Regions from separate parts of the Homo sapiens genome. Here regions 2 and 3 are each linked to region 1. A link is a contact called in ENCODE Hi-C data. All regions are on one chromosome and are shown on one strand. The core of a region is the stretch at or near the end of the contact, and the rest is flanking DNA. Distances in the headings are between cores, read along the strand shown. Region 1 holds the start of DOCK2 (dedicator of cytokinesis 2). Region 2 overlaps SLIT3 (slit guidance ligand 3). Region 3 overlaps LCP2 (lymphocyte cytosolic protein 2).

Region 1 (2,565 bases), core at 23-2,522:
TCATGAGACCTGCATTATTATTACTTCCACTTTATAGACGAGGAAACAGACCCTGATTTGAACTCAGTTCTGACTTCCCAGTCCAAGCCTCTAGCCTTACACATAACTCCTCAAGGGCAGAAGCTGTATCCTTCCTTACTTTGTAACTGCCCCTTGAGATATGAATTATTATTTGTTCTCTGGATGGGGACCATTTATATCAAAATGACCCCACAGTGCCCGGTACCCAGTAATTGAGTGGATAACTGCTGATCTCTCCAGGGCAGTGTTTCCCAAACAGTGGCCTGGGGACCCCCTGCATCAAATCCCTCTGGGTGTTTGGGTCTTCCAATGCCTCACCTGCGAAATATTTATCTCTGAGATGGTGTCTGGTATCCGCCTGTGTAGGAAGCTCCAGAGTGACTTTTTATTTGATATTTAAGTTTAAAAACCACAGTGAGTCCATGGAGATTGCACCACGGATGACACTTAGAGTAGCAGCACCTGAGGCCTCCCTTCCCCCAGCCACCACTTCCGCCCCTGAGCTCCAGGCAGAGGCTTCTGGGAGTTTAGATGGCTGAGGCTGACGAAGCTAGCTTCTTGGTTACCCTAAGACCACCTGGCGGGAGCCTTTTTCCCCAGAGGCTCTGGGGGGCTGAGTAGAGAACCCCACCGTCCAGCCCCATTCCCCCAAGCTTGAGCTGCCCTCTGGATGCCCTGCCAAATCAGGAGTCATCTGACCCAGGAGGAACAGACAGGGGAAGCAGGCAAATGGGTGTCGCTTTGGAGGGGGTGGAAGTATGCATGGTGGGCAGGCCAAGGCTGAGCCAGGGGAGAGTGGAGCTCCCTCTACAAGGCCAAGTCTCCCACGCGGCGAGCTGGGGCACTCCTGGGGACGCCGAGTTTGGCGCGAAGAACTGAGTTGTCAAGCGCAGGTCTTGACCCTATCTCGGAAATGTCTAAGGTTCCCTCAGCAGGCGAGAGGGCGAGGGCTGTGCTTAGCCTGCGGGGTGGGGTCCCGCCGTCCTCTCCCCGAGCCTCGGCTTTCCCGCCCCGAGGCCCCGCCGCAGGCTGCGCCCTCTGACCTGCAGGCAGCGCGCCCTGCCCACCCCGCGCCGCCGGCCCCGCAGCATCCTCCTGCTCGCGGCTCTCCCGCCACCTGTCCCGCTCCCTGCCGCGCCCTGGGGCCCGCACCTACCCACGCCGTGCCGCTCCTTGTCAGCTTTGCGCCAGGGGGCCATGGCTGGGCCGGGGCCTCGCGTCCTCCCGTGGGGAAGCCGTCAGGGGGTGGCTGGGCGCCGCAGGGCCCCACTTCCTTCCTCTTTTCAAACTCCTCTCAGGGCCCGCCCTCTCCTCCCTCGCCGGGGCTCCCCGCTCCCTCCTCCCTCCCGTTGGGCAGGGGCACACTAGAAGGCTGGTGCCCCGTAGGCTAAGACACGCCACCCCACCCCACTTCACGCAAAACTTGGGGACCACTCCCACTTTGTCTCCTCCCCAGGCGAGGGAGCAGAGGCCAGTCCCCACCTGGGGCTCGCCAGACCACCACCGCAAGTGCAGAGAGTTTCCTGATTGCCGTGCCTAGGGACTGAACAAACCTCCTTAACTCCCCTCAGCATGAGCTTTGGTGTCAGATCTCGGTTCGAATCCAGACGGGGACAAATGACTTCATTTTTCTAAGCTTCAGTTTTCTCATCTGTGAAATGGGATACTAATACCTACTTCATATGATTATTGTGAGGGTTAGAGAGACAATGTACACAGCAGGTGACATGGAAGAGTAAATGTTTACCTGGAGGTGGATCCTTTACAGCCTTTTTTTTTTTTTTTTGTGAGACGGAGTTTCGAGTTTCTCTCTTGCTGCCCAGGCTGGAGTGCAACGACGCGATCGCGGCTCACCGCGACCTCCGCCTCCCGAGTTCAAGCGACTCTCCTGTCTCAGCCTTCCCAGTAGCTGGGATTACAGGCATGCACCAGCATGCCCGGCTAACTTTGCATTTTCAGTAGAAACGTGGTTTCTCCATGTTGGTCATGCTGGTCTCGAACTCCCCACCTCAGGTGATCCGCCAGCCTCAGCCTCCCAAAGTGCTGGGATTACAGGTGTGAGCCACCGTGCCTGGCCCATTTACAGCTTTTTATCGTTTTGGTGCTACAAACCCGTTGGAAAATCTGATGTAAGCTCTAGAAGCTCTACTCTGAAAATACGTAAATACACTATTTACCAACATCACTGCAAGGTGAAGGGTGCTGTCACAGCCAGCAACAGTGGGACCCAGGAAAAGAGCCCTAGAGTTAGGCTAATGGAGACATTTCCTCGAAAAATCTCATTTTTGCTCTGAGAACAGATTCTGTCCAAAAAAAAAAAAAAAAAGTCTGATCCACAGTGATAAGGCTGAATTTAAGTTTTGCTGAGTTTTCTTTCTTTATTCATGACTCTCACTACCCCTTTCTGCCTTACACTGGAGAGTCATTAAGATAGATTAGGCAATATCACAGCTGAACTGGAGCAACAAAAAATTATTGATTTTGTTTTATCTGCAGTTATTTTCTTTTCTGTTTTCTAGCAGCACAAATTAGGTAATAATGTCT
Region 2 (2,565 bases), core at 48-2,547, 960 kb after region 1:
TTTGAGATGGAGTTTTGTTCTCTTGCCCAGGCTGGAGTGCAATGGAGCAATCTCGGCTCACTGCAACCTCTGTCTCCCAGATTCAAGCAATTCTCCCGCCTCAGCCTCCCTAGTAACTAGGATTAATTACAGGTTCATGCCACCATGCCTGGCTAATTTTTGTATTTTTAGTAGAGATGGGATTTCACCATGTTGGCCAGGCTGCTCTCGAACTCCTGACCTCAGGTGTTCCACCCACCTCAGCCTCCCAAAGTGCTGGGATTACAGGTGTGAGCCACAGCACCCAGCCAACCGCTCACTTTTTGCATATAGCTGCTCCTTAAGGAATGAACATCTGGGGAATCACAGATATGTTAGTTGGATATGTTAGATTTTTTTCAGCTTCTCAGTAAAATAAATGCTAAATATTAAAATAAAAATTTAGTTATAAATATTTTTATAATAGTAATAAAAATGACTACTAAAAGTTAAAAATGTCTGTGTTACACCTAAAATCATGTCAAACTACCAGTAGAAGGAGAGCCAAACCTTAGGGAAACCACAGTACAAAAGAGAGGCCACACTGTCCCCTCAGAGGCAAGAGCACATTTCATAGGGATTGGTGAAGAGCTGCAACTTTCAGACTTTCTTCCCCCTGCTAACTAAATCTTTTCTTCCATTAAAATCTTATATTAAACTTAAGAATTGTAAATACTTAGAAGCAAAACCGCCCTGCAGTGTTGAAGCAAAGATCCCCCCTCCACACACACTGTTGTCAAGGCCCCTGATAAATCATCCAACAAACCCAATTTGAAAGCCATTGGTTAAAACCAGTGGTTCTCAAAGCGTGGTCCCCAAGGCAGCAGCACCAGCATCACCTACAGACATGATAGAAATACACATTTTCAGACTCTACCCCAGAACTACTGAATCCAAAACCCTAGGGGTTGGCCCCAACACACCTGTGCTTCAGAGATCCTTCCAGGTAATTCTAATGCACAAGTCTAGGAAACACCAGTTTCCAAAGGAAAACTTCCTGCAGAAAGAGCAGTCTGAGTTGGGCCTTGAAGAAAGGGAAGAACTTGTGAGAGCAGAGAGAACAGGTGGGCAAGGCATGCTGGGAGGTCAGCAAAGACAGATGAGGAGCAAAGAAAAGGGTGTTGACCAGAGCAAGAGGCTCCCAGTGGAAGGTGGATAAAGACCAGGCAGGTTAGGACAGTTGGGCACAGTGGACACCAGAAGAAAGAGCTCACCCTGGTGGTCTCCCTAGAGCCTGGGCCGCCTAACATCTGTGTCCCTGGAGCCACAGGTCCTGGCCAAGTGGAGAGGACAGAGAGCCAAGGAGGCAGGGCCAGGGCAGCCTGTGAAGCATTTGCTATCACATAAATCCAGATGTGAACAAGTGATTCAGCCTCTTTGTGCCTCAGTTTTTCCCCCTCCCCCTTCCCATGTAATGTGAGCAATAGCAGGATGTACCTCTTAGGGCAGTCACTGAGGGTTGAAATAACACTGGAGGAAGTGCTTGGCAGATTAAGCCTTTACGCAGACATGTCAAGGACAGAAGGTGAAAGCCAGGCTTCCAGAAGCAGCTGAGCCCTGCCCTGAGCTGGGGGCCTTCCCAAACAGAGCCCAGCCTTTGCCCTCTGCTGACGTTAGCTGTCAGGGCTGGTGATTTGGTAGAAGGCTGGTGTGGGTGGTAGGAGTGTCGCAGCACTGTGCTGAGTTATGAAATGGAAAGTCAGAGAATTGCTGTCCAGAAGCTGCTGTCAGGGAGCCCTGAGTTTGAGCAGGTAGGTGGCCCTGGAGAGACACCAGGCTCTGTCTTAGCCACAGGGAAACCAAGCTAAGGATGCCCTGGCACTCCTGGCCTAGATCTTCATGCTGAGCCTGTAACAGATCTTTAGTACCCTTCATTCAGTTTCCAATCCTCAGGGGCCCAAGGCTCTAGCAATTCCAGATTAAAATGATTTTGCTTCCAAACACTTTTCCCTGAGGCAGCCCTGTTTCTGTTGCCATTAGTACACTCTCACTCATTCCACATCTACCAGGCCCCATGTTTGGGCCAGACCCTGGGCTAGGTGCAGGGGCCACAGAGCTAAACAAACACAGTCCAGGGAGGAAGACACACATATCAACAAGCAGTGGTTCCACAGCAAAATCAAATCATTCTCACTGGAGACACTGGTGTCATGCTACAGGAACACCAATGATGAAGCAAAGTTTTTTTGTTTTTTGGGTTTTCTTGGAGACAGTGTCTCACTGTGTCACCCAGGTTGGAGTGCTGTGGCATGATCACAGCTCCCTGCAACCTCCACCTCCCAGCCTCAAGTGATCCTCCTACCTCAGCCTCCTGAGTAGCTGGGACTGCAGGTGTGCATCACAACGTCTAATTTTTGTTTTTTTCTGGAAGAGACAGGGTTTCATCATGTTGCTCAGGCTGGTCTTGAACTCCTGGGCTGAAGCAGTCTGCCCACCTTGGCCTCGCAAAGTGCTGGGATTACAGGTGTGAGCCACTGTGCCCACCAGGAGCAAATATTTTTGCTTGGAGGACCTTGGAGGAGGAGGTGGTGTTTGAGCTGAGACATG
Region 3 (2,565 bases), core at 25-2,524, 640 kb before region 1:
CCCTTCCCTTCCCCCCTCTCTCTCTCCCTCCTTTTCCACCTGCCTGGCAGCCTTCTTTTCTTGTATAGTTTCTTTCCTCTTGTGTCATCAGCAAAGTTGATTTCTAGACCCACTAGTAGGGCTTCCTTCACTGTTGTTCAAGTGTGGGGAGAATTAAAGGGCTACATCAGAGGCCAGCTAAGGCCCCGCATACCCCCACTCTCCTGTTTCACTCCCTTCATAATCACAAAGTTCCTTCTCCTGCCTTTCCTTCTCCTCCTTTTTTAAAACAAGCAAACAAACAAACAATTTCATCAGTGTCAAGAATAGCAGGATTTATTTCACAAGCTTTTTGGATGATAATAAAAATCACGTGGGGGCCGGTTGATGTCACTGAGCCTCAGGCTTCTCCTCAGAGAGTCCGTTCAGGTAGGTCTAGGCTGGGCCTGGTGATCAGTGTTTGCAACAGGTACAGCTAAGTAATCATGATGATCAGGCCCATCAGGGATTCCCTAATCAGGTTTAACCCCTGTATTGTGCTGATAAGGAATCTGGGGCCAAGTGAGGGCAGCTGCCTTGTCTGAGATCACACAGTGGGCGCCACCCTTGGGGCCAGACATTGTAGTTAGACTGTCTGTGCCTGCAGGCCCTGTACCTTGTACATTACCAGGAGAGACCTTAGACTGAGAAGATGAAGACTGGCCCCCACCATGCTGTAAGTTAGGGATGCAGCTGGGCTGGAACCTAGGTCATTGTAGAATGCTGCCTTCCTACACGGGCCTGGCTTCCTGTGGGGAGGTTCAGCCCATTTCCAGGGCCAGCTAGTCCCTTAAACAAAGGCAAGCAGAGAGGACTGCTGTCTATGGCTGCCCAGCCCCCATCACTTCTTGCTCTGGTCCTGAGCGAGGCCAGGGGTTTATGGGGTGAAGGGAGAATGAGTCACCTCCCTCCACTCACTGTCACTTGGTCCTCTGGGGGTAGGGTGTAATTTGAAGGTTTGCACCTAGCAATAGCCATAGCAACCACCTCCCTGCTATGCCCACCATCACTGTTGCACCGTCCACCAGACCCTGGCAGTGGTCCCACAGGCTTGGAAGGTGCTTTCTGTAGCCCCTTAAAGCAGGAGGACCCTGGGAGCCCACACTTTGCTGCAAGCCAACTGCCAGGACCTGTTCTGCCCCCACTCAGCTCTTTGCTGCTCCTCTGCTGAGGCCTGCGGTTTGACATTTCCTTCCTCACCCAATTCGAGCCCCGGCAGCCTCCAGCCTGGCTGCTAGAGATACTGGTGAGAGGCAACACCGCAGAGAGCAGGAGGTTCTTTCAAGATCCAAAGCAGCCTTGTGAGCTGGTCAGAGCCCTGTCAAACTCTGTAGGAGGAGGGCGTTGAGGTGAGCCTCAGTCCCACCTCGCTCAAGTCATTACTGAAATGTCACCTCTTCAGTGAGGCCTGATCATTTTAAATGGCAACCGCATCCCACCCCTGCACTCCCATCCCCCCCAGCCCCCCACCCCTGCACTCCCATCCCCCTCACCAGCCCCCCACCCCTGCACTCCCATCCCCCCAGCCCCCCACCCCTGCACTCCCATCCCCCCCGCCCCCAACCCCTGCACTCCCATCCCCCTCGCCAGCCCCCACCCCTGCACTCCCATCCCCCCCAGCCCCCCCCTGCACTCCCATCCCCCTCCCCAGCCCCCCACTCTGCATGTGCATGGTGCATATGCAGCACATTTCACCTCCTTAAAGTTTCCTCTCCACTAGCAGGGATCTTTGTTTTGCTCATTGATGCACCTTGAGCACTTCTAAGTTCCCAGCACTTAGAAGGCCCTCAGTGCACATTGTTGAATAAACAGGTGACAGAATGGGAGTGGCTGCTGCAGCCAGCACCACCTGACACGGCCAGGACACAGGACACTAACGGGGCTCCCTTGCCAGCTCTGTAGGAGTCCTTTTATCCCACATGCCCATCGTCTTCTTGAAACAACCACTTAAGGGAACCAAAAAGAACCATGTCACAAGCATTCTGACGGCATGGTCAGGAGGCAACTAGGAAGCCCCCGCTGCTGCTCTTAAAGCCTCGCTCTCTCTGCCCAGTCACAAAAGCCTGGAGTTGTCAACAATATTATTACAGAGAGTAAACCTTTCCCTCCCCTTCCTCCTTCTCTTTCCTCTTAAGTACCAGTGTGTTTATCAAAATTTGTTTATCCCATTGCTCTAATGAGGTAGGAGGTTTGGATACCATTTCTTTCTTTTTTTTTTTTTTTTTTTTGAGACGAAGTTTTGCTCCTGTCCCCAGGCTGGAGTGCAGTGGCGTGATCTCAGCTCACTGCAACCTCTGACTCCCAGGTTCAAGTGGTTCTCCTGCCTCAGCCTCCTGAGTAGCTGGGATTACAGGCGTGCACCATGCCTGACTAATTTTTGTAGTTTTAGTAGAGACGGGGTTTCACCATGTTGGCCAGGCTGGTCTCGAACTCCTGACCTCAGTGATCTGCTCACCTCAGCCTCCCAAAGTGCTAGGATTATAGGCGTGAGCCACCGCGCCCAGCCTGGAGCCCATATCTTGGGAGAAATGAGGGAGTTGAGGGGCA

The links. Hi-C counts contacts between places; a loop is a spot of excess contacts on that map. Pooled maps may share reads with other maps.
Region 2: a loop to region 1 is called in a pooled map, with 8 times the contacts of the local background. The contact joins the enhancer-like site here to the promoter of DOCK2 in region 1. A Hi-C loop is called at or near these places in 4 of 50 pooled maps.
Region 3: a pooled map shows a loop between it and region 1 (4-fold over the local background). The contact joins the enhancer-like site here to the promoter of DOCK2 in region 1. A Hi-C loop is called at or near these places in 7 of 50 pooled maps.

What each region holds. Positions count from the first base shown.
Region 1 is chr5:169,635,982-169,638,546 of GRCh38, reverse strand. It overlaps DOCK2 (dedicator of cytokinesis 2), which reads right to left and starts at 1,272. Exons shown (of 52, transcript NM_004946.3): 1 at 1,178-1,272. The coding sequence starts at 1,220. RefSeq lists an enhancer at 475-574 and silencers at 835-894, 925-1,404.
Region 2 is chr5:168,680,808-168,683,372 of GRCh38, reverse strand. All of the region lies in intron 32 of SLIT3 (slit guidance ligand 3), which reads left to right. Among named protein-coding and RNA genes, the nearest start is that of SLIT3-AS2, 25 kb to the left of the region's middle. Within about 2 kb of position 1,297, at least 9 of the 41 ENCODE cell types and tissues checked have a DNase peak (open chromatin) inside an H3K27ac peak, as active enhancers do.
Region 3 is chr5:170,277,425-170,279,989 of GRCh38, reverse strand. All of the region lies in intron 3 of LCP2 (lymphocyte cytosolic protein 2), which reads left to right. Among named protein-coding and RNA genes, the nearest start is that of LCP2, 19 kb to the left of the region's middle. Within about 2 kb of position 1,274, at least 19 of the 41 ENCODE cell types and tissues checked have a DNase peak (open chromatin) inside an H3K27ac peak, as active enhancers do.